6 separate regions of the Mus musculus genome follow, and all the other regions are linked to region 2. Evidence: chromatin loops called from intact Hi-C (ENCODE). Cell type or tissue: left cerebral cortex. All regions are shown on one strand.

Region 1 (4,000 bases), 160 kb before region 2:
CCAGGGCGTGTGCTCGGGGGCATCTGCTGGATAACTAAGAAGAGGGTTCAGTCTCTTCTGTTTCAAGAACCGGGGTAGGGGCAGACAATACAGCTGTCCTGTGTTGCCACAGCTCTCTATAGCTGGTACCAGGCTATGTTACTCTCTAAGCTCCCTGAGTCACCACTGTGCTCTGGGGAAGGAAGCTGGAACCATTCTGCCCGCCCCTCTGCCCCACCCCATGCCCTGTAGGCTTAATCCATTGGACTGTCCGGCACATCGGGCCCCACCTTACCATCCGTATGCACACCCACGATGAGGTAGTCCCCCATGGCCCGTGCCTGCCGTAGCTGGTTGGAGTGGCCATAATGCACCATGTCATAGCTGTGAGGACAGACAGGAGACTGAGGGTCTTGTGTGGGATGCAGCACGGCTCCCTGAGAGGCCCCCACCAGGGCTCCTAGCCCAGATCCCGGTGTTGGGCTTACAGCAGAGAAGTCGGTTCTCAGTTGTCCATACCCTAAGTACTGGACCTAGGGCAGGACTGGGTGCCAGGTCTAGCAAGAGTGGCAAATTCAGGTACAAGGCCTGGCTGGTGAACTCCCAAGACAGCTGTTCACTGGCAGATGCTTAACCATTTCCCATGTCTTAGACTGCCTTTGCCCTGTTGGTGCCTCCTGCTATGGGCAGGCATTTCAAGCTGCTTCAGTTCTTTTTCTTTTTTTCTTTTTTTCTTTTTTTTTTTTTAAGACAATAAGGTCTCATGTAGCCCAGGCTGGCCTCAAACTCACTATAAAACCTAGGACGACCTTCAACTCTTGACCCTTTTTTTTCTGTCCTGGAACTTACTTTGTAAACCAGGCTGACCTTGAACTCAGAAATCTGCCTGCCTCTGCCTCCCAAATTCTGGGATTAAAGGTGTATACCACCACGCCCGGCGACTTTCAGCTCTCAACCCTTCTGACTCCATCTGCTGAGATTCCCACCCAAAGCCAACTGTTGGGTGCTACAAAACAAATGTAGGACCTTGTGCATGCTGGGCCAGCATAATACCAGCTGAGCTAGCTACACTCCCAGCCCGCAAGATACAAGAGATTATCTAGGATTTGAATATGGAACCTCCTGCACCCTAAACAAGAATAGTCCCCCTGGATCAACAAGCCACACTCAAGCTTGGAAACAAGAGATCAGTCCTGCATTGGGAGCAGATACTTCCACCCTGACACAAGTGGACAGTTCCCCACCCCCAGGGCTGGCTTAGCTCTCTGAGAGAACAAGTGCCTGTCACCTGCTTTTATCCTCAAATCTAGGTCTGGCCACAAGTACTTTGTCAAGGTCAAGCTATGCAGAAGCCAGCAATATGCTGGACACTGAGGATATCCCAGTGGGATATCCCTGGGACCACCTGTATTCTTTGCCATGGGCCAGTGCTGGGCCATAGGTTCTGCTCTGCTTCCTCTAGAGCCCTAGTGGGCTATCATCATGTCAACACCACAGTGCACGGGGTGGGAGGTGGGACATGATAACGGGCAAATTCCAGGACAGCCCTTGTGCCCACTAGACAGGCAGGGCTAGATCAAAGGTCAGAGTCTGCATCTGGGCTTGTGGCACCATGGTGGGGCCAAGGTCATAGTCCACTGACACGAAGTCAAAGCTGGTGACTCAGGTGCAAAAGAACAGAAGGGGACTGAAGTTGTAATTCAGTGATGGAGCACTTGCCTGTACATATATAGCACACAAGGCTATGGTTCCCATCCTCAGCAACCAACCAAAGACAAACAAGAAACGCACAAAGTCTAGCCTATTCCGCCATGAATGCCCTGAGGAGCCCTGGTGACCATTCCGAATGCCTCTCATCCACCAGGGGTAGGCACGACGAAGGGCTGAAGATGGTAAGTTATAGAAAGGCCAACATCTTATCTCTTCGGCTTGTTGACAGCTCCAGGACTTTCTTGGAGACGTCACGGGCTGATTTGCCAGAGAAGCTCACAGCCTTCCAGCCCAGGTAATTTGGGTAAATGCCCAAGGCGAACAGACAGCCGCATTTCCGGTTTTCGGGGAGCGCACCGTCTGATGCACCCGTGTCTGTACGCTACACTCCTAAGTGACCGGAGGCCAGGTTGCCTCGTGCGGCCTCGGAAGACTCCGGTTCCGCCAACGGCCGGTGCGTGACGCCCAGGTGACCGCCCTCCCCTCGTCGCCCCACTCACCAGCCATCGCACCACACCCGCACGATGCGCTGATCTCCCGGACCCTTCAGCCCAGCAGCGCTGGCAGCCCCGTGCCCGTTCCGGATCATGGCACCGGAGGCCCCCCGCAAATCCTGGCGGCTCCCGCGACACACAGTACCGTCGCCCCGCCCTCGACGCTTGCGCGTGCTCACGCGGATCTCACCCGCTTGGCGCAGCCAATGGCGTGCGCCAACCAGGGCCCCGCCCCCAGCCGGGCCACACCCCCCTCCGCCCAGATCGAGCGGCCAATGGTCTGTGTTGCAGGTGCCCGGGCTTTGGCATTTGACTTCTCCACAGACGAACGGGGCAGGTTAGCACCACAACTGTGCGTGCAGCTCACCCCGTGCCTTAAGCATTCTTAGGAGCCGGGCAGTGGTGGCGACCCCTTTAATCCCAGCACTTGGGAGGCAGAGGCAGGAGGATCTCATGAGTTCCAGGACAGCCAGGGCTACACACGGAAACCCTGTTTCAAAAAAACCAACCAACCAAAAGCATTTTCAGGGGCTGGGTTCTTCAAAAGCGCCTCGATGCAGGCCCTCAGATGCAGGCACCTCGGTGGTGCGTGTGACAGTCATCGGGACACCAAAGCAATTGAGAGATGTTTAATAAGACTTGCTCAGACTGGAGGCTTAGTTAGATTCTCCCTGTGCCGCATACCCAATACAGAAAAAGGCTTCTATAAAGTGAACACTTGTACGTGATAAGGAGTAGAAAGAGGGAGGCCCTGAGACTAGCCTGGAGAGTGAGGTAAGGCAGTGGTGGACTCTCCTGCTGGCCAGGCCTGGGAAGGGCCGGAGCTCTTCTCACAGAGGCCTTGCTGCCACCTTTGTACAGGGGTGAACAGGAGGGAGGTGTCCTTGAAGATCAAGCCCATAGCGGGGCAGTCACAGCAGTGCAAGAGAGCCTTTCCACAAGGACAAATGGCTAAAGACGACCGTCACCGCGAAGCCGGCACCCACTAGAGCCGGAGGGGGCACTCTCGCCTTCACGGCGACACGGGCGGAGCCCCTGAACAAGGGTCAAGCCATCTGCAAAGTGCCAACTGTTCTTTGTCAACTCCGGGCTATGCCACTTTCTTCCTTTTTGCACGCTTGGCACAACCCCTGCCAAACCAGCCTCCTAGGATAGGGGGAGCTGAGGCAAGGGGGTCACTCTGGTCCCCAGGTGGGGCTTCTTCTCTGCTTCTGCATAGTGACTTCCTACTGTGGCTGCCTTCTTCACCAGCACGGAGGGGGGTCGCCAAGGAGAAGATTGGATCCTGCCACCTAACAGAAAGAAAAGCAGCATCAGGCAGGTCTGAAAACCCCTCGAATCGCAACCCTCCCAGGCACAGGAAAGCTGTCTGAGGCCACCTGCCATCCCACCTATGTCTTAATCTGGGCTTTGGCTGGAAGCAGCGTCAGTGACACCAAGCTGCAGGGGACACCAAGCTGCAGGGGAAAGTCTTCAGGGCAGCAGCAGCCCTCGCTCGACAGCCTCTTCTGTCTCACCCACTGTTGGTGGGAGCTGCACACATAGGAAGGGGTAGTGCTAGCCACAGGATGGCCTCACCTCCAAGGATAACTTGCTAGCAACTCTGGGCCCCGTCTCTCACTTGTATGGATAGGGGCAGATGGACCAGACCCTTTTCCCTTTCCCAGACTGCGTGACAGGGATGGGGGCGGGAAGAGGCCGGTTGACTGGGGAGGTGTGGCCTACAGACTACACCATGAAGAAATCATGTGTCTGATTGAAATGTAGAACCACATATTATAAACGTAAGATAAAAGTAAGCACTGATTAAAAAATGA
Region 2 (4,000 bases):
CATACAACAAAGAAATTAAAAACAGGTCATGGTCCCTACAAAATTTCAACTTTCTCTGCCAGGGGCTGGAGAGATGACTCAGTGGTTAAAAGCACTGACTGCTCTTTGCAGAAGACTTAAGTTAAATTTCTAGTACCCGCGTGCTACAGATGCTACAACCATCTGTAACTCCAGTCCCAGGGGATCTGATGCCTTCTAGCCTCTGCAGTCACTGCATTCTATGATGTACAGAGCAAACTTACCCACACCAAAAAAACAAAACTAAATCTCACGGGGCGTGGTCTCTTGGACGTGTCCCTCGTCCTTAATCACAGCACTTGGGAGGCAGAGGCAGGTGGATCTCTGTGAGTTTGAGGCCAGTCTGGTCTACCAGGTGAATTCCAGGACAGCCAGGACTGTTACACAAAGAAGCCTTGTCTCAAAAACAACAACAACAACAAAAGCTTTTCTCCAGGGCCTATGAGTGCTGGCTGGCAGGTAAGTGGTGGGAACCCACTGCTGATTTGGCTGGGGTCTGTTCACTTGTGTGGCTGTCACCTCCAAGGCATAATTTCCTGGCCAGAGTCATAAAAGTTTGTTACTAGGGTTTTTAGGCAAAGGCCTGTGAAAATCCCAACAGGCCAAGTCTTTATATCTTCAGTGCACTACAGAGCCAAGAAATGAGGTAAAGGAGAGAAGGAAGATTTAAGCAACTCACACACACACACACACACACACACACCCCTCTGTGCATGTGTGCCCCTCCCCCACATACACTACATATCATTTGATATGTTTAAGAGCTATTTCTACTTTATGTTTTATCTCCCCCCCAACCCCAAGACAGGGTTTCTCTGTGTAGCCCTGGCTGTCCTAGAACTGGCTCTGTAGTGCACTGGAGATACACAAACTTGGCCTGTTGGGATTTCCACGGCCAACCTTTGCCTGAAAACCCTAGTAACAAACCTTTCTGACCCTGGCCAGGAGAAATCACGCCTTTGGGATGACAGCCACACAAGTGAACAGACCCCAGACAAATCAGCAGTGGGTTCCCACCACTTTCCTAGCCTCGAACTCAGAGAGATCTTCCTGCCTTTTCTTCCCTGGGAGGGTGTGCTGGGATTAAAGGTGTATGTCACAATCGCCTGGCACATATCTTTTAAAAATGTTTGTATTAAGTTTTTATTTTGTCTGTCTGTCCTGTGGAGTCGGAAGGGCAACTTCTGAGAGTTAGTTCTTTTCATTCAATATGCAGGTCCCAGGGACTGAACTCAGGGTATTGTAGCTTGGTGACAAGCACCTATTTATTCACTGAGCCATTGCACCAGCCCTTGACTAACCCTTTAAGTGACACTGAGGATTCCCTAGCTCCCACTACCACTTCTGTGTCTGTCATATCTGTGTCCTTAACAACAGTGTCCTTAACAACCATCATGCGCCAGGCAGTGGTGGCGCATGTCTTTAATCCCAGCACTTGGGAGGCAGAGGCAGGCGGATTTCTGAGTTCGAGGCCAGCCTGGTCTACAGAGTGAGTTCCAGGACAGCCAGGGCTATACAGAGAAACCCTGTCTTGAAAAAACAAACAAACAAACAAACAAACAAACAAAAACCATCGTGCCTTGACCTCACTGTGACTAGCCAGTTATGGCTTTTCCCCAGCAGGTTTGAACCCAACCTCAGCCTTTGACCAACCTTGGGCCCTGACCCTGAGATCCTGGTGTGAACCTGAGCCAGAATTCCTTAATCTCTCACAGATGTTGCATTTCTAAACACCACACTGGGACCAAGGGGGTGGGGCTGGGGTAGGGCTCTCTCTCTCTCTCTCTCTCTCTCTCTCTCTGGCTCGTTCTTTTTGGTTTTTCGAGACACGGTTTTTCTGTGTAGCCCTGGCTGTCCTGGAACTCACTCTGTAGGCCAGGCTGGCCTCGAACTCAGAAACCCACCTGCCTCTGCCTCCCAAGTGTGGGGATTACAGGCATGGGCCACCACTGCCCAGCCATCCCCTTTCTCTCGGGTTCTCTGTTGGATGAGCTCACACTGTAGGTCCCACAAAAACTGTGTTCCGAGCACCTGGTGCTTAAATCTTTCCTTGTGATGTCAATGCACTCCGTAGAATATGGGGGTACTAACTGTGAGAGTGTGCATAAGTCAGTTGTGTCCACTAAATAGAACATTGAGTTACTATCATCGTTGCTAGGAAACACACACACACATAACTCGGCAGGCTCCTGTCCATGGATTCTACTTTTGTTTACTCTACAAAGGAGACAGTAAAATGCTTCGAGGAGTTTCCAGAGGCCGACCCATCCCCAGAACTGGAAGGACTGGAGACTGCAGCCATTCTTACTGGTCAGAGCCAGAGGCTTTCGCTCTGCACTGCAGCGCCCCCTACCTTCTGTACGCATGCCATGTGCCAGAGGCTCTCGCTCGGTGCTGCAACGCCCCCTGCTGTCTATATGCCTGCCATGACGGGAGCTGAACCTGAGCTGAGTTGGGGCAATAGCAGCAGCCAATCTCCTAGCTACCGACCACTTCCTGCTGTGTAAATTGCTGCCTTTCTCCAGACTCTACTCCTGCTCTTGAGATGTATACTCCCCTTTGGCCTTTCTTCTACTATGCTCCATTGTAGCTAGCAGACCACCAGGGGTTCAAGTCTGAGACTCAAGTCTCTTCCCAGAATATCTGAACAGCAGGAATGCCTGGATCAGAGTAGAAAACTATTAGAAAATGTGTAACCATAGCCAAAAACTAGACAAGAGTGCATGGCTAGTCACCCAGGAGAGACACAAAGACACAAAGATGTCGTGCAGAGCCTTCAACTTGACCAAGTGAATATACAGATAACACAAATTGGACTTTTTTGGGGGAGTGGGGGAGTAACAAGGGCCGGGGGCAAAACAGGGAAGGACTGGGAAATGAATGTAATAGCGGTGTATGGTATGAAATCTCCAGAGAACCTATACAAATATTACTGACTGAGTGAAAGGGCATGGGATAGCCGCACACTCTGGACAGCCCAAGCACAGAGTTTGGCTTCTACAAAGGAAATCGACCTTTTCCTCTGTTTGTTTGTTTATTGTTGTTTTAAGTTTTCTCAGAATCAGTTCAGCCCATTGGTGCACCTTCCCTGAGCACTGTGGAGATTTGGTGTAGAGCTCTGGGTAACCCTGGGTAGCTTGCTCTTTGGATGAAAACAAACTATTCAAGAAACCTTGGAAGTCATACACACAACTGTCAAAGAGGAGCCAGCTGTGTAGATGTAGATTTTCCAAAGGCACTTCCCAAGTAGGTTTTTTTTGCGGGGGGAGGGGGGGAAGAGGGGCGTGCAAAGCTAAGCTTTGAGAGCATCTGGGATCTACACAAGCCAGTGAGACTCAGGGCACTGTCACTGCTTAGGAATTAGCATGAAAAGGAATCCGATTCTCTCACCATCTGCCCTTAGGAACCCACAAGTGGGGATGGGGAGATGGTGTAATGGGGAGTGTCCTTGTTGTGCAAAAATGGCTTCCTTTGGGATCCCTTGCAAGTGTGTGTGTGTGGGGGGGGAGCTGAGTGAGGAGGCAGCATTGATCGGCTCCCCAGGCTCCAGGGGAAAGATGGTGGGAGGAGGGAGGGGGTAGTCGTTCCCTAGCATCCAGTCTGGCTGAGATGTGTAAAATGTGTACCACCATGCTTCAGGTCCGCTTAAGAGACCCCATCTCAAAAATAATGCGCAGATCAACTGAAGATGACAGCCAATATCAACTTCATGTACATGTGCAGGTGAACACAGATGAATCCACACACACATGAACACATACACACACACACACACTTATGAACACACATGCATGCCACACATGAACACACACACACACACACACACACACACACACACGGGATCTCTCTCACAAACACACATACACCACTACCAACAAGTCAGAAACTGTGGGCAGGAATATATGTCAAGTAAAGCTACATTCAGGAGAAGGGTATTCAATTGGGACACTGGTTGTCCAGAAATAGGGGCTCCTGTACCAGG
Region 3 (4,000 bases), 55 kb before region 2:
GGCCCTGTGTGGCGCAGTACTCCCAGTGCATGCCCCTGGCCGGCAGACCTCGAGGTGGTGAGGCCGCAGTTGTAGGTACCCATAGTTCAGGCAGCGGTGGACTTGCTGTTTGTGCTCCCCAGTCAGAGCCTCTGTCCTTGGTGCCCACTAGGACCCTCAGGGCAGGCCTTTGCCAAGTGATACCCTACATCCTGAGTAGGGATTCCATGGGGTGAGTGCCAGGGGAACTGGTGTCGGCTAGCCCTGACTCCCTCACTCGGACAGGTGGATCATATGACTCGTCACCTGGAGGAGAGTGAGAGGGCCATGCAGGAGAGGGTTCAGAGACTAGAGGCCCTGCGGCTGTCTCTGGAGGAGGTGAGGCCACTCAGACCCTGGGTGCAGTGCAGCATGGTATTCATGGCCTTAGTACCCTAGGACATCCCATAGTCTCAGCCTTGCTAGGTCTCAATGTGAGGATCCACCCATGAGTGTCCCTAAAAGGTCAGGGACTAAAAGTGACATTCGGGCCTGAGCAAGGAATGTCTGTGTGGTTCTGAGGAGACTTGTGGAGAAGTTTCCCCAGCCTGGCTGCTCGGTAGCCTGGAAGGAGCCCTGGGTCAGTGTGTGTGTGTGTGTGTGTGTGTGTGTGTGTGTGTGTGTGTGTAGGGGGTCTGGAGGATGGGCTAGTGACAGCCATCTGCCATGCAGGAGCTGAGCCGCATGAAGGCTGCAGTGCTCAGCGAGCGTGGCCAAGCTGAGGAGGAGCTCATCAAAGCCAGGAACCAGGCCCGCTTGGAGGAGGTGAGCATGGGCCACAGGTAGGCAGGGCCGACCATAGTACGAGGGCCAGACTGGGGCTGTGGGCCTCAGGCCTGGAATTCGGAGAGATTCCAGGAGCCATTGGGGCTGTGGTGCTTCCAATACTTCACAGTCAAGAGGAAGGCTAGAAATGAGTTAGTAGAGCTGACATAGAGTCGACTCAAGGGCCAGGAGTTCAGTGGGAGACGCTTCTGGATGCAGGATGAGTTTATTACTAGTAATTGTATGGCACCATGCAGCCCTGTCCTCGATCCCTGCAGAGAGGTGGCCAGTCCACTGGCAGACCATATCTGTCCCTCCAGTCTTGAGCTCAGACTGGGAGTCCTTCATGTGTAGCAACAATTCCCACACCCACAGCAACACCGCCTTGCTCATCTGGAGGAAAAGATCCGGCTGTTGGCACAGGCAAGGGACGAGGCTCAGGGCACCTGCGTGCAGCAGAAGCAGATGGTAGCCGAGTCCCAGGCACGGGTCAGCCAGCTGAACCTGCAGATGGAGGGGCAGCAGCGGCGTCTGGAGGAGCTGCAACAGGTAGCCTGGCATCAAGGGGCACAGACACCAGGAGTTTGCATCCAGGCCATGATCTCACCCTCCCCAACCCCATCCCAGGAGCTGATCAACAAAGACCAAGAAAAAGTGGCCGAAGTGGCCAGGGTCAGAGTAGAGCTGCAGGAACAGATGGGCCGTATGCAGGCTGACCTGGTGGCCCAGGAGGCGCTGAGAGAGAAGGTGGCAGCCCTGGAGCGTCAAATGAAAGGTTAGCACATGTCACCTGGGCAGCTGAGTTTGGCGGGGGTAAAAGTGGGGGAATTTCCTTTCTAAAGACCCAGCCCCCCCCCCCCCCCTTTTTGAGACAGGGTTTCTCTGTGTAGCCCTGGCTGCCCTATAACTCACTCTGTAGACCAGGCTGGCCTTCGAACTCAGATCTGCCTGCCTCTGCCTTCCAAGAGCTATTATTATTAAAGGTGTGCCGCACCACCTCATGGCTGCAGGAAGGCAAGACACCTACTACCCCCTCCTTATTGAGTCTCTCTCTTGCAGTGATCGGGAGTGAACACCGGGAGGCGCTGTTGGACAGAGAGAGTGAGAACGCATCTCTCCGAGAGAAGCTGCGGCTCAAAGAGGCAGAAATCTCCCGTATCCGGGACGAAGAGGCCCAGAGGGCAAGCTTCCTGCAAAACGCTGTCTTGGCTTACGTGCAGGGGTCCCCTCTGAGAGCCTTGAGTCCCCCTAAATGAAGGGAAGCGGGAGAACCGAAGCGCCCAGCGAGGGTAGAAATGCTGCATCCCATTCTCAAGGGCAGGCCCGGGGTCCAAAAAGCATCAGCTGCAGTTGCAGGGCAGGGTTCTGTCAACATCGGTGCTCAGCGGCACACCTGCCGGTCCAAGGGACTTCATCCACAGTTCACCGTTAGCATAGGCGCGATGAAGCATACAGGATCGCGCTCAGACAACCCGGTCCCAGAACCACAAACAGGACAGGACAGCGGTGGGAGGAAGCAGACTCCCCAATGGCAGGGTGGAAATACAGAACTTTTGTACTTGGTGATAAATTCTCGTCCAGTTCCTTTCTGCACCAGTTGCCCCAACCGCGAAAATGACTACTGGGTCACTCTGATTGCTCTCAGGCAACTAGGAAGGCCACCTCTGTAGTGGGTCGTAGACACGAGGGTTTCTCGGCTGCAGGGTGGGCTGGTGTCCCTGTTAAGCATCAGTCTCGGCCGCCCCGGCGCATCCATTTCTGTGGCGTCGCCAACCTGAGCTACACCGTGGCACGTCCTTGTTCCTGGGTGCGGACCCTCAGCCTGAGCCTTCGGGGTCCAAGGACTGGCTGGGGCTCCGCCCCCGCCGCAGCTCGCCCCTTGCCCCGCCCCGCCTGCGCGCACTCGGCTGTCTTCGCACCCGACACTCGGCGGTGCTCGGCTGTCTCCGGCCGCTCGCTCGGCGTTCGGGTCCGCGGCCGCTGCGGCGCCGGGCATTTCTCCGCAGCTCGGCTCGCGGCCGCGCCCGCCGCCGCCCGGCCCCGCGCCCATGCAGGCCATCAAGTGCGTGGTGGTTGGCGATGGGTGAGTGCGCTGTCCCGAGCCGCAGGGGCGGAGGGGCTGGTAGGCGGCTACGGGGTGCGGCTCGGCGGGGCGGGGCAGACAGACGCGCGGGGTCCAGGCGAGGCAGCTCTGCCGCGCCCCCACCACAGCTCGGCCGCGTGCGTCCAGGGACTGATGGGGTGGGGTCAAGCTGAAGCTATCCACTTCTTCCAGCCCGGGCACACCTGATGCTGCCCGGCCTCTGCCCGGTGCTCTCAGTGGGTGGGGCGGGGGCCTCACCTGTGCTGATTCCTGGGTGGCTCCACCCTCGCGCCAGCCACCCAAGGTGCTGGAGCTCTGACGCCCCTGTGCGTTGCGGCGTGCCCTATCCAGGGTTGTGAGCCCTTGCAGCCGCGCCCACTACTGTGCTCCCTCGTAGGCTAGCCTGCTCTGGTCGTTTTCTATTAGTCCCAGGTGGCCGCAGATTTACCGAGCTACGACCTATCCACCCCACCCCAGTCACCCAAAGTAACCTCTAGCTCTGTAGGAGCGTGCTGTCCTTGCCGGGGGTGGGGGAAGAAGGGGCGGAGGCTCGGTCCTTGATCCACGTGGGCTGAACCTCTTTCTACAGTGCCGTGGGGAAGACGTGCCTGCTGATCAGCTACACGACCAACGCCTTCCCAGGAGAATATATCCCCACAGTGTGAGTGCATGGGGATCGGGAGGTAGCCGGGGCTGGCCACTAGAGGCCAGGCACACGTGCATGGGACCTCCCAAGGTTCCAGGGCTGGTTCAAGTGACCCTGGTTCTGGGTTTCCGTGGTGAGGTGGGGTGCTGGCCAGAGTTTGGGTTCTGTCTGGGCACCAGTAGCCTGGCATCCCTGCCCAGCCTAGCCTTTCTACTTCGCAGTTTCGACAACTACTCAGCCAACGTGATGGTGGATGGGAAGCCAGTTAACCTGGGGCTGTGGGACACTGCTGGCCAGGAAGACTACGATAGGCTTCGGCCACTCTCCTATCCTCAAACAGTAGGCGGCAAGAGGGCCGACTCTGGGAGTGGGGTGGTTCCCAAAATGGAGTGGGGAGCTAGCCTTGGAACTAGCCTCGAACTCTGGGTGTAGGGTGGTTCCTGAATGGAATGGGGAGCTAGCCTTGTCTACCTGCAAGGACATCCTTT
Region 4 (4,000 bases), 120 kb before region 2:
TCCCGGCCAACAGCAGCACCTTTGCCCCGCTCAGCCCTTTGCCCAGGAGCTCCCGTACCACCTCCTGGATGATGAGGGAGCCCATGAAGGCATATTCATCTGTAGGAAAAGGGGTAGCTTTAGGTGAAGCTAGACTTCAGGGCAAGATGTCCTACTCCAGGAGACAGGAGGATGGGCCTGCCCTCTTTCCAGGGAAGAGATAGGGGATGGGGTAGACTTGGGGGGGATCAAGTGCAAGAGGCCCTGCTAGGGGGTCCCTCAGGGGCCAGGTGAGCCACAGACAAGCAGGAACCCTAAGGCATGCTACAGACAGGTTGAGAAAGTCTCTATTTTCCCAAAAGTCTCACCACCCTGCCCTGTCTTAATGGGCTGGGAAGCCAGGGACTCACTCTTGTCAGACTTGGGTGAAGCCCCACTCCAAACGTCACTGGAGCAGTAAGGGATGAAGCTGTAACAGGGATCAGGTGAGCCCACCATGGCCCTCTGTTGTGACCAAATCTACCATGAAAGACCCTGAGAAAAATGCTGTCCAGGATAAGACCCTCAAGAAGGACCTCCCCAGGAAGGTCCTCCTTAGAATAGAACCCCCCTCCCCCCAGGAAAAGGACCCCCTAAAAGAACCATTCTCCCAAGGACTCCTAGACCCTCCGAGAAGGTTCATCGCCCCTAGGAAGACCTAAGCCCTCTATTAAAGACAATCCCAAATATGACCACCCACAAAGGCCAGCCCCCAAGAATGAGTCCCCACACTCAAAGTATTCCATAGGAAGGACCACTCCAGGAAGGACCCTCCCAGGAAGGAACCCCCACCAAGGGGAACCCATGCTCTCTTACACCATATTGGCATTCCACCAGTGGGGGTTCTCCTCTGGCTGGGAGGATAGAATACCAGTACCTGGTGAAACAAGAAGGGGATATGCAGGTATGGGGACTTATTCTTGATGGCCCTGGCCTGAGGTGCAAGGGTGGATAGATAGGGAAGGATGAGAGGCTGGCTAGACTTAGTCATTAAACCAAAGGTGAGGAGGAGCTCTCCATGGGCTTAGGGGCTCGGGGTCTAGGATGGGGTTCCAGGGGTAAATGGGTCCTTCTAGAACCCATTACTTGGAGAGTCTGACTATTCTGCAGACCGAGCCAGTCTTGTGCTGCTGACCTGTGCGTGTGTGTGGCCAGTCTTTGGAGCTCATGAGGCGCCGCATGGTGCTGTATCTGGAATCACAGTTCTCCCGGTTGAAGCAATACCAGCCGCCTGCAGGCACAGGCATCAGGCTCCGTTCCACAAGTCCAGAAGACCCCTCCTGCCCCCCACCTCAGCCCCTGGAACCCACCTTCCAGAAAGAGTAACCACCGCCGACTGCCCTTGGACTCCTTCAAATAGTAGCTGCAGGGAAGGCGCACAGAGCATGCTGTCAGGTGGGGATACCTGAGCCACCTTCTTTTTCTACCCTCATCCCCAAACCGGAATCCTCAAGCCCTCTTTCCCACTTCGGTGCTGAAAGGGTCATTCCACCTGTTGCCTGGAGCTCACCACAGCCGCGCGGGGGCGCCCGCAGCCAATCGCAAAAGGAACGCACAAGCTGGTGAAACCCCACCGATTCCCCAGAGGTGGCGACAGCGGGTGGGTGGATGGAGGGTCCTGTGGTCCGTGGAAAATTCCCACAGCCCGCCCCGCATGAGATCCGCGTTAACCCTGGTGCTGATAACTATGGAAGAAGTGAACTCTCGAGCACGCAGTGGCACTTGAATAAGGAGAAATTTGCCAGGGCTAAAGACCCAGAAAACTGTAGTAGTAAGGAGCGCAGCAAGGAGATGCAGGAGCCACCGAGGCAGTGTTACAGCTTTTCCTATCAAGGCGCAGACTAACATTGATCAACTGAGTGCGTGGGCACCCAGAGACCCTTCTGACCTCCAGCTTCACCTGTGTCCTCTATCTACTTCAAAGTTGGGGGTATGTGTGAATGCTGTCCCTGGAGCCCTTGGTCCCTCTTGTGCCCCTTCCTTGCTCCCATGCTCGAATTCCTGACTGTCCTGAGCCAATCTGCTATGCACAGGGGGGAACCCTGAGACAGAAACCTCCTGTAAAGTGTTGCCTCTTTCTACGGGAGATATGGCCACTCTGCGACTGCAGTCTCTTTTTCTGTCCCAGAACCTGAACTTTCAAAGGCGGGTGCACGGTGGCCAAGAGGTCAGCACCCGAGTTGGCCTAGGATCAGAGCTTCAAGAGCTGCCCCCTCCCCCGCTTTGGGAGGCTCCAAGCCAGGCTCTCTCCAGGGCTAGCAACACTAGACGCCTGAGTGGAACCCTTTCCTCTAGGGACCAGATCAGCCATTGAAAATAGGACAGGTCCAGTACAGTCTCCGCGTTTGTACGCGCGCGGGGAGGCAGAGGATGCGAGCGCCACCAGCGATAGGATGACGGCGAGCCAGGCGCGGAGCACCGGTGGGGCCAGCCAAGCCAGGTTGACGGCCTCCCGGGGTCCTGCCCCGCGCTGGCCTTACCCGGCGGGGCTGCCGTCATTGCAGGTCACCGACGTGTTCAGCAGGAGGTGAAGGCGCAGGTCCTCATTGAGCTGCTGCGCAGAGCAGGGATACAGGGACTGTGCCAGGCTCTTGACTTGCGCCATAAAGCTGTCCATGTTGCCCTCCACTGCCGTGAAGTCCAGCGGGAAGCTCTCCACCGGCTGCCCGGCGCCCGGCTCCACCTCAGCCCGCTGCGGGAGCGGCGGCGGGGGCGGCGGCTGGGGTGGCTGCTGGCCACGGCGCCTCCAGGTCTTCCTGCCCTCGCTGCCCCCAACCCAATGCAGCAGGCCCAGCAGTAGCAGCACGCGCACCTCTCCTCCCATGGCAATGTCACTCCGGCCTGTGGCCACCTGCGGAGAGCGGACGGCCGTGAGGCGTCAGCAGCGCGGGGCGCCGGGCCAGGGGGCGCGCAAGACACTGCTGCTCCTCGGCTCGGGCTCCCGTGCGTTGTCCCTGCCCCGGGCGGCAGTGTGGGCTCTCGGCGTCGAGGCTCTGGAGTCGGGCGCTACCGGCCTCCGCAGCTCGGGCTCCGCGCGTAGCCGGCCGAGGGCAATGCAGACTCTGGGTGCGCTGGCTCGGGCCCGCGCCAATGAGCGGCGGGAGCCGAGCTGGGCGTAGTTTGCGGGGGCCGCGGCAGCCCGGGTGCCCGCGCGTTAGAAGTGCCGCCGCCGCCCGGGCGCGGCAGGGGGAGGGGGCTGCGCTCACTCTTTTCTTGGCGGAGGCTTAGCCTTTTCTTCCCAAACCACAAGTCTGACGGAGGGGCCTGGACTAACCCGTTGCAACCGCCGGAGGCGCTCCCGGCCCGGCTCCGTGGGGGGCAGCGCGGCCGGGCTGGCCCCGGGCAACTCCATTCTCCGCGGCCAGCTCGGCGCCGCTACCCCCGCCCTCGGAGCGCCTCGGGGGCGGGGAGGAAGAGGCCTTTCCGCATCGGGGGCGCCCTGCGGGTTGCGCAGCTGCCCGGCCCGACGGGTCAGGGCGCAGGATGCGAACGTTCACCTAGTGCCGCTGGGGCCTTCCCTCCCGCGCCCCTGCCCCGTGCATTCGTGGGAGACTCGCACTTGGGCCCCCTTCGCATACTTGGAACCGCCCGGAGTCCTGCGCTCACCGTAGGTCCTGGAAGTCGCTGGAGCTGCGCTATCCCGCTGGTGCGCCCGACTGCGCTGCGCTCCCTCTCTGGCGCTGGCGTAGAGCCGCCAGAGACTTTTATCCAGCGGGGCCCCCGGGATCAAAGCGGCGGCGGACACAGGGCTCCGCGCCGAGGGGCCGGTAGTAGCGGTGCAGGGGGGGCCTCTGCGAGGAGCGGACAGGTGGGGCCCAAGGCCGGGCTTTCGGGGTCGACCTGCAGGAAGGATCGAGCGTGTGACTTCAACCCGCTGTAGAGTCTCCCTATCTGGTGCCGCAGTTGTTAGGAGACATGTAGGTCAGAGACCGTACTGCTACTTAACAAGGTTGGTAGGCTTTGGTGTAAAGTCCCTTGCTGC
Region 5 (4,000 bases), 150 kb before region 2:
GCACTGTACGGTTGGAGAAAACAGAGGTGAGAGGGCGGCCAGATGACGCAGCTCGCCTCTAATCGTGGGAGAAAGCTGTGACATGCTCACCTCACAGGCCTTCCTTTCTGAAGCAGTGTCCATACTCCATTAGGACCCCGATAATCTGGGATAGAAGCTGCCTGCACATTCGGACAAAAAGAGATACCACAGGTACTGCAGTATTCCCCACAGAGGACATGCCTATAAATCAGTGTCTGTCCCATCCACTGCTGACCTGACTCTCAAGTGGGATGCACCCCAGTATGGCTCTTTCCCTCCATCCAAGTGACTTTCTTGTCCTGCCTGGACCAGCTCACCCTTCCACATACCAAACAGAGAACCCTACTCTACTTCAAGATCCTTTCTAACAGTGAGCAGCTGTGTCCACATCTGTCTTGAACACAGAAGGGGACAACTGGTCAGGCGCATCAGTGTCTGAAGGAACAGATTTTAGAGCGCAGGTCATGCTTAGCAAATAGCCCCGGGAGGAAGCGCTCTGTCCACACACTTAAATCCTGCGGCTCTGAGGTTTTTATTCCAACTTAACATAAAACCTCTACAGACAGATGAGTGTTAAGTCATTTTCCACGAGAGACAAACAACCAACCAACAACAACAATAACAAAAAAGAAAACCATCTAGAAGCCAGGAGTCTTTGGATCCTGGCTGGGGAAGCCCTGTATACATTGTTGCTTAAGAGCAGAGAAGTGCCCGCCCTGGCAGGTAATTCCAATACATCGAGGAACCTCAAACGGTGCTTAGACCGCGTTTAAGAGCTGCAATTGGTCTTTAGTAGCCACCAGGTTTGCAGAGTTACTGCTGTAGAGTCATAACTGGATCATCAGATGGCTATGAAGGGCTGGGCCCCACATGCTGCTGTCCTTGATGTCTGAGATGACGCAGCAAATGCTCCTGACATTGCTCCTGGGCCACTGTCCCCACAATTCCCTGCAGAGCCCTACTCAATGCCACCACAGCAGCAAGGCCACACTAGGGCTTTCCAGTTCTGGCATTTGTGTCTGGCCCTATAGTTGTTTTTGCACCTGTGTGCTTGTGACTGCTGGCTGCTACCTTTGTAACAAAGGTCCTCTTTTGTCTGTGTATGTGTTTGTATTCGTGTTTGCATGTGTGCACATGTGTGTAGAGGTGTGCGTTACACGTGTCAGTGTGTGAAGCTCACGGTCCACCTTAACTATTTTTTTTTTCTTAACACATTTGTTGAAGGGGACGTCGTGCAAGGGTCATGATGCACAAGTAGAAGTCAGAAGACACCTTGTGGCGGTCAGTTCTCTTCTGTTGTGTGAGCTCTGAGGACCGGACTCATGCACCAGGCTTGGTAGCAAGTGCCTAAGTATTCAGTGAGCTTCTCACTGCCTCCCCCACCTTTGTTGTTGTAGTTGTTAGTCTCTCAATGCACCTGCAGCTCGTGGATCTGGCTAGGCTGCTAGCCAGAGGGCTTCAGGGGGGCTTCTGAGCTTATCTTCCCAGTTCTGGGGGTTACAGAGTGTGGTACTGCTCAGCTTCTTCACATGGATTCTGAGAGTCCAAACTCGGGTCTTCACGCTTGCATAGCAGGCACGCTACCCACTGAGCCATCTCTCCAGACCACCTCAGGGCTTCTCAGAATAGAAGCCGAGTTCGCCTGAGGTCAAATATTCAACTTCAAAGCTAGTCATCCCTCAGCCTTCCCAGGAGAGCTCTCAGAGTCAAGAGGACAGCATTTCTCAAATGTACCTATTGTACCAGGACTCTGTCTGGTTTTTTTTTTTTTTTTCCCCGAGCCAGGGTCTTGCATGGAGCTTCGAGCCAGGCTGCTCTCAAGAGTTTGATCTTGATCTTCCTCCTCTACCAGGCCCCACCTCCTGAGTCCTGAGATTGGAGATTTGGGACTCGACACTAGTTTTCCATTTATCTTTCTTCAAGGAGTACAGGCTCAGGAGAAAGACTAGGGCTCCAGTTTGTCCACATCACGTAAATCGATCAATTTGTCTGCACTTTAAGGGAGAAGGCATTAGCAGGCAGTTGGCTACTATGCCCTACTACTGTTCCATGTTTGATTGGCAGTCAGAAACTACGCATTCTGTAACTCTTTGACTTAGCTTAATTATTATTTATTGACTTATTCTTTAGCCCTGGCTGACCTAGAACTCCCTATGCAGTCCCTATGCAGACCAGGCTGATCTTGAAATTACAGAGATCCTCCTGTCTCCCAAGTGCTGGGACTAAAGGAATGTGCCACCACTGTCACGTTGCCTTAGTTAAGTCTTAAATCTAGAATTGCTTCGGGTCTCTGAGAAAGGACACCTTGAAGTTACTTCAAAGGTGAGCGAGATTTTGAACTCCAGCACTGTACAGCCCGAGTTTGCATCCCAGAAGGGGGCGCCTCACACCCGAAGCAACGCGCAGGCCCTCACTCACTGTGCTGATTCCAGCGCCCGTGTAGACAACCAAGTGCCTGGCACTTCGGACAGCTCCGGCCAGTTCGCGGACCTTCCTCCGCAGCTCCTCCGGGTCATCACACACCTGATAGGAGCCAGGCTGGTTATTGCCGCCGCTCGCCTCCCGCAGCCCGCCGCCCAGCACCCGCTGCCCGCGACTCGCCTCCTCCTGGCGGCGCTTGAGGCCCTCACGCCGCCGACTTCGACCCTGCAGCTCGGTCACCAGATCCTCGCTCTCGGCCAAGAGCCGGCCCTCCTCCGCGCTGCGCTCTGCAGCCGCCTTCCTCAGGATGCGTGACACCTACGGACGAGCAGCGGGTGAGCGACCGCGCGCGCCGGCGCGAGCGCGGGCACGGCAGTGGCTCACCTGGCGGAGGCGCTCCCGCTGCTGCTCCTCCCGCAGCCTCCGGACCCGCTCAGCAGCTTTGCGCTCCGAGCGGCTCAGACCGCCACCGGCTGCCATCGCTCCTTTGACTGCGCTTCCGGCTTCCGCTTCCGCCTCATCCGGCAGCTACAGAGACGCATGCGCGGGCCCGGCCCTTTCCACCTCTTCCGGCTCGCCCTTCCCACCCTTGCTCCTTCGGGATTTCAAAGAAATACCACCAGATCTCTTTAAAAGGCGTTTATTGATCATATACAAAATAAAGAAAACCTTATATATCACAAACATACACTATGTACAGCAATAAATACCCGGGGGGCCAGGCCCAGTGCCGCCCCTCCTGGACAATAATTTAGCAATAAATACTGCGCAGGGCACGGGTGGGCACCAAGGCTGCTGCCTGCTGAGGCCAGGAGACTGATTGCTCTCCAAGTCCAGGCCTCACCTTGCAGCCAGATCCCCTATGGCCCTACCCAGGTGCAGGAGACAGGGTCTCACCTTGCAGCCACACCACAGCCCCTCCTCACTTGGATGTTGAAGGACCCTCACCCCATTTAGGGTACTCTCTACTAACCTTCCCCCTGGCTTCAGCCCTGCAGGGCAGGCAGGGGCTGATCAACTCTGCTTGGACACACCTCTCAGCACCAGGAGACCAACAGAGCTGGACACACAATAGCCCTTGTCCTGTTGCCCTAAGTTGCCAGGAGAAGGCTTTCTGTACCCATTCCCATTTGGTTAAAGGCTTCAGAGACTAGCAGACAGAGAATGGGAGGAAAAGTGGGGTTGGGGCATAAAGTTGCTGGAGGGGCCAAAAGCCCAACGGGGGCCCTAGAGAACAAGGAAATCTTATCAGGAACACTTCCTAGAACACTCTACCTCACACTTCCAGAGACACCCGTGCTATATTAATGCCGTTGCTCCAGGGGCAGGGTACGTATGTGTGTAGCTGGCCCAGCAGGTATAGCACACACCTAGGACACACGCCAGGAACAGGCAAACTGTGAGCAGCTACAGCGAACCCATGCCTCTGTATGGTACCGATCTGTCCTCTGTTCCACAACTGCTCCCAAACCAGGCGGCCAATGGCACTGAGAAAATATGCCAAGAATTATTCAGTGGCTTCTGGGGAGATTGTTAATGTGTTGGTTCCTTTCACTAA
Region 6 (4,000 bases), 63 kb before region 2:
CCAGCATGTTTTCTGAGAATTGGCCTGCCGAGGCCTGATGATCATCAGAGGGCTCAAGCCTAGACTGGGCGGGCTTCCAGGAAGGCCCCACAGCTATGCCTCTCTGAGGGCACAGCCTGGCCCTTACCTATAGGCAGCCTGCGATCAGGCTGGGCAGGATTAAAGGAGAACCTTTCTGCAGACTGGCGCAGGCAGCAGGTCTTCTCACGTTGTGTAGCCCGGTCCCCGCCTCTACCAGCAGGCCCTTACCGGTTCACCGAAACATTCTTGGACTCCATTGCCTACAAGTGGCAGTTGCTGTGGCCTGTGGCAGATCCTGCCACATGTGTGAAGGCTCCAGTTTTACTGCAGCATGTGCACACATGCTGTTTGTTATCCTGTCCTTTCTGAGAGCTCTGCATTCGTCCCACTGAGATGGATGGAAGGGAGCACGGGGCTCAGGCTTTGAAGCAACTAGACTTTGGGTGATTAATGGCAAAGAGAAAGCAGGCCTCAGAGAGATGGTGTTGATTTATTGATGTTGCTTTGTAAGAACAAATTTACAGCTCAGGGAGGCATCCTGGGGGTGGGGGTCAGGTGGTTAAAAGGCTACACAGCAGCTTTGATGTAGGGTGGCAAGAAGGAGGCACTGCCAGCAGCTGGTTTATTTATAATGCAAGGCTGCTGGGGGCGGGAGGAGGGCTGTGTCTGGAGGCAGGCTGGTTCACCTTTCCCTGCACCTGTCTTGCAAGGACTCTTGGAGGTAACAGCTGCTGGGATCTTCCCATCCTCCTGAAGCTGGAGAGCTCAGGAGTTGATGCTGGTGTGGATTCACTAGACCTTGCAGGCCACAGGAGGGAACTCTAGAAGTCCAGGAGCTATGGAGGAGAAACGGGCTCAAAGTGACCACACAGGCACCATTCTGGAGAGCTGCAGACTGCCCCACCTGCATCCCACATACCAGCTGAGGGAGCACTTTCTCCAGCTGATCCACTTCCACAACATCCAGGTCTTCTGCCTGGGCCTGCCAGACCCCACGGACAGCAGCCTCTGGTGGAATGTCATGAAGTGAGCTGGGGAAAGCGGGGCAGCTCTAACCCTGCCCTTGTTAGGTCCCCTGCACCCATTGTCAGCCCTCAGAGGGGGCCTAGGTGGCTCTTGAGTGTTTCAGGGACAGGACTTAGGCTTGATTGTAGCTGAGAAAAACCTTAGTTTACTGACAAACCAAACAAGAAATTGTCATCTTTCTGGTGTTGTGGGAACCCTTGGCTCACCTAGTACGAAGATCCTCAGGAACTCCGCCATGAGCTGCAGTGCATCCCCGCTGACTGGAGGGAAGGGGGAGGGTGGTGGTGTCATAGGACAGCCTCCCTCCCTGTGCCCCACATATTCCCCACCCCACTGGTGCCCCAAACCTTTGGTCTTGCAATCCCTGAAGTGCAAATGGAGTAGTCTGCTCACCAGTTCCTAGAAGGAGGGCAGAGTCAGTGCCATTCCTCACAAGGCTGTCTGTCATTGTCACCCCCCTCCGCCCCCTCCCAAGTATCAGTTCTGAATGGAGCATGGTTGTGACTTCCCAGCTGGAAACTGCTATCCTGGGGCCATTTCCTATGTTGAGAGGATGAAGCCAGCTATGCTTGGAGGGGAGGATGTAGTGGGGGTCCCCAGTGATGTCACCTCCAATTCTGGGAGCTGAGGGGCAGTGCTGCACCTTTACTGCAGGGAGCTAATGTGCCAGCAGATTGGGGAGGGGGCGGTGGCGGGCAGCCTTGAGGAATGCTGGCCCCTTTGGCAGTCCTGGCTTGGATCTACTGCCACACACACACAGGACACCCAGCATGTTAAGCCGGGCTGTGGCTGGAGGGCTGGGTGGACGTATAACCAAGAACCCTTGAGCTTTCTTTGGCAAGAAGTCGGAAGTTGGTTCTAGTTGTGAGTGGAGAGACAGCACTAGTTTGGGGAAGACCCTTGTAGACTAGGTCTGGAGAAACCTAGCTGTAATGATGAGTACCAGGTGGTGGCGGCAGATTGGCCAGGCATCTGGAATGGCTTGAGAACTGAAAGGTTGGTGGTAGTTTGTGAGGTGGAGATGAGAGGGAGAATCCAGAGGCCTAGGAATCCCGTGAGAGCACCAAAGGTGAGCCATGAGGAGCCCCCGAGCATCTGTGCAGTGTGTGAAGCCGAGACCACTCAAGTTTGCCTAGTCCAGAACAGAATGGGGAACGACCAGGGAAAGGCAAAAGGTAGGCAGCGACAGGCACCCACGACCCTCGAAGTGGATGGCCTACAAAGAAAGGTGAGTTTGGATTCACGAGCGTCAGCCACAGAGAAGCCTTGATACCCACTCGCTGCAGAGGGGCACGGGTGGAAATGGACACAGGCACAGGTGAACTTGTTAGTTGGGCCAGGAGGGTCCATGAACGACTACGTGAGAGCAGCGCCACCTGCTGGTCCCCCCCCCCCCGTCCCCGCTCGCTACCAGAGGGCCCCAGTCCCACGAACCCCAACAGCAGACTGACAGACAGCACCTGGGCAGAAGCCCATGTCAGAGCCAGGGCTGGACTACAGCTACGCAGGCTGTTTCATGGAAGTGTGGATGTGACTGCTGGAGGGTAGGATTAGGGTAAACCCGTGGCACCTCAAACTCCTGTTCCTGGCCAGAAGGCCACAGCCTGAAATGTAAGCCCCTCCCTTCCTGTCACTCTTTCCTGAGACAGCCCACTCCCCATAGTTCAGTGAACTATCACAACTCCGGTCACGGTCAAAGCCCCCAAAACTCTACTCAAGTACTGAACGGAGTGCGGAGGCCAGGCTGAACTCTGCACAGGGCGCGCGCTGGCCTGATGCCAAGAGCCGACCCCTCAGGTGGCACCACTCATCGTAGAATGGAGCGCCTCTGCTTAAGTTTCCCGCACGTGGGCGAGTCCTCCCAAACCTGTCACTGAGAGATGGCCTCGGCCCGAGCAGTGGAGGCTCGCATCAGTGTGCCTCGCGCACTCCCATCGGCCGAGTTGGAAAAAGGCCCTGTGGTCCCTCCCGAGAAGACCCCTTGTAGCCAGCCTGGATGTGCCACTGGTCGTCCAGCTTGTTAATCTACAGACCCGCTCAGTCCAGCCGCAGAGCGCGCGGGCTGCTCCCACCCTGCTGCCAGGCCCCCACCAAAGACACGGTAACACATCGATAAGGCTGACTTCGAGCATGCACGACTGTCTCGCGGGGATCCGCAACGCCCGAGTGTGCCTGCCACTATTCCAGAGGCCTCACCTTCCGGAAGCCACTGTTTCCCTCCATGGCCACAGTCTCGATGTGCACTCTCCGGAACCCTCCCACATCCCAACCAATGAACGTGGAACGCGACCCTGAGGTCCCGCCTCCAATCCCAGCAGCCAATCATCCAAGCGTTCCCCAAGCCGGGACTTGAGTTCCAGCTCAAGCCCGCCTTTCACTTTCATTGGTCTACCAATAGCCATGCCTTCCGCAATGCCTCCTGGGAGATGTAGTTCCTATCCTTCCCGGCGCACCACACTCTTCCTGGATACTGAGGCGCGAGGAACCGCGTCCTGCCACACCAGCGACCCGAGGCTACGTCGCGAGGGCGGGCTGGGGGCCACAGGGCCAGACTAGGGTATGTGCAACGCGTATACTTGCTCTTCTAGGCCAGTGTTCTGCTGCGCTCCAACTCTATCTCCAAACCCCTTCCTCGAGCCATTCCAACCTCCTTTCTATTCCACATTTCTAGGCCTCCCCTTATATAGGGCCAGCTCAGCTCATCTCCGCGTACACGCCCTAGGGAAAGGGGCTCCCAGCCTTCGGCCTAGCAAGCTAATGTGTATCCTGTCTCCAGGGGCATGCTTGCGAGGCTCCGTCAGCATTCGGGGACATGGAGGAGTTCCGGCGCTCCTACAACCGCCTCTGCGAGGAGAGTGGGGCTGAGCCCCAGGAGGCTGTTCTGCAGCAACTGCACCAGCTTCCGAAGGGCGGACTGGACCTGACTACTCAGAGCCTGACGGTGGAGACCTGC

The links. Peaks named below come from ENCODE experiments on the same cell type or tissue, not always from the same donor. Only the 100,000 strongest peaks of a DNase experiment are listed, where the experiment ranks them.
Region 1: a loop joins it to region 2, with 2.8 times the contacts of the local background. A loop is called at or near these places in 9 of 42 quality-filtered maps.
Region 3: a loop joins it to region 2, with 6 times the contacts of the local background. A loop is called at or near these places in 37 of 42 quality-filtered maps.
Region 4: a loop joins it to region 2, with 2.6 times the contacts of the local background. A loop is called at or near these places in 14 of 42 quality-filtered maps.
Region 5: it touches region 2 in a loop (6-fold over the local background); 9 of 42 quality-filtered maps call a loop at or near these places.
Region 6: it touches region 2 in a loop (3-fold over the local background); 37 of 42 quality-filtered maps call a loop at or near these places.

Annotation. Positions count from the first base shown.
Region 1 is chr11:120,615,575-120,619,574 of GRCm38, forward strand. Pcyt2 (phosphate cytidylyltransferase 2, ethanolamine) reads right to left here and starts at 2,371. Exons shown (of 14, transcript NM_024229.3): 1 at 2,190-2,371; 2 at 275-363. The coding sequence starts at 2,278. It overlaps Sirt7 (sirtuin 7), which reads right to left. Exons shown (of 10, transcript NM_153056.3): 10 at 2,797-3,475. The coding sequence ends at 3,274. In left cerebral cortex, a CTCF peak has its summit at 1,903; a DNase peak (open chromatin) is centred at 2,388; H3K4me3 peaks cover 1,809 bases; H3K27ac peaks cover 1,603 bases.
Region 2 is chr11:120,773,859-120,777,858 of GRCm38, forward strand. No RefSeq gene overlaps it. Among named protein-coding and RNA genes, the nearest start is that of Rfng, 8.3 kb to the right of the region's middle. In left cerebral cortex, a CTCF peak has its summit at 2,398 (motif pointing left); a DNase peak (open chromatin) is centred at 2,396.
Region 3 is chr11:120,718,776-120,722,775 of GRCm38, forward strand. It overlaps Lrrc45 (leucine rich repeat containing 45), which reads left to right. Exons shown (of 18, transcript NM_153545.2): 14 at 265-357; 15 at 691-783; 16 at 1,159-1,332; 17 at 1,411-1,558; 18 at 1,843-2,353. The coding sequence ends at 2,039. It overlaps Rac3 (Rac family small GTPase 3), which reads left to right and starts at 2,693. Exons shown (of 6, transcript NM_133223.4): 1 at 2,693-2,866; 2 at 3,456-3,527; 3 at 3,734-3,851. The coding sequence starts at 2,832. In left cerebral cortex, CTCF peaks have their summits at 1,858 and 3,571 (motif pointing right); DNase peaks (open chromatin) are centred at 1,873, 2,673 and 3,431; H3K4me3 peaks cover 1,674 bases; H3K27ac peaks cover 728 bases.
Region 4 is chr11:120,657,497-120,661,496 of GRCm38, forward strand. Notum (notum palmitoleoyl-protein carboxylesterase) reads right to left here and starts at 3,697. Exons shown (of 12, transcript NM_001382269.1): 1 at 3,625-3,697; 2 at 2,499-2,869; 3 at 1,329-1,381; 4 at 1,154-1,249; 5 at 835-895; 6 at 390-448; 7 at 1-99. The coding sequence starts at 2,842. In left cerebral cortex, CTCF peaks have their summits at 1,555 and 3,301; a DNase peak (open chromatin) is centred at 1,562; H3K4me3 peaks cover 2,412 bases; H3K27ac peaks cover 1,691 bases.
Region 5 is chr11:120,622,051-120,626,050 of GRCm38, forward strand. Sirt7 (sirtuin 7) reads right to left here and starts at 2,964. Exons shown (of 10, transcript NM_153056.3): 1 at 2,827-2,964; 2 at 2,623-2,760; 3 at 2,440-2,544; 4 at 91-161; 5 at 1-3. The coding sequence starts at 2,922. It overlaps Mir6936 (microRNA 6936), which reads right to left and starts at 2,826; the gene lies at 2,773-2,826. It also overlaps a transcript of Mafg not described here. In left cerebral cortex, CTCF peaks have their summits at 2,397 (motif pointing right) and 2,598; DNase peaks (open chromatin) are centred at 2,455 and 2,950; H3K4me3 peaks cover 1,574 bases; H3K27ac peaks cover 1,215 bases.
Region 6 is chr11:120,710,450-120,714,449 of GRCm38, forward strand. It overlaps Cenpx (centromere protein X), which reads right to left and starts at 3,318. Exons shown (of 5, transcript NM_016665.2): 1 at 3,244-3,318; 2 at 1,395-1,446; 3 at 1,254-1,307; 4 at 941-1,029; 5 at 492-857. The coding sequence starts at 3,270. The coding sequence ends at 843. It overlaps Lrrc45 (leucine rich repeat containing 45), which reads left to right and starts at 3,504. Exons shown (of 18, transcript NM_153545.2): 1 at 3,504-3,604; 2 at 3,824-4,000. The coding sequence starts at 3,860. In left cerebral cortex, CTCF peaks have their summits at 2,387 (motif pointing left) and 2,593; DNase peaks (open chromatin) are centred at 686, 2,440, 3,379 and 3,836; H3K4me3 peaks cover 1,553 bases; H3K27ac peaks cover 1,157 bases.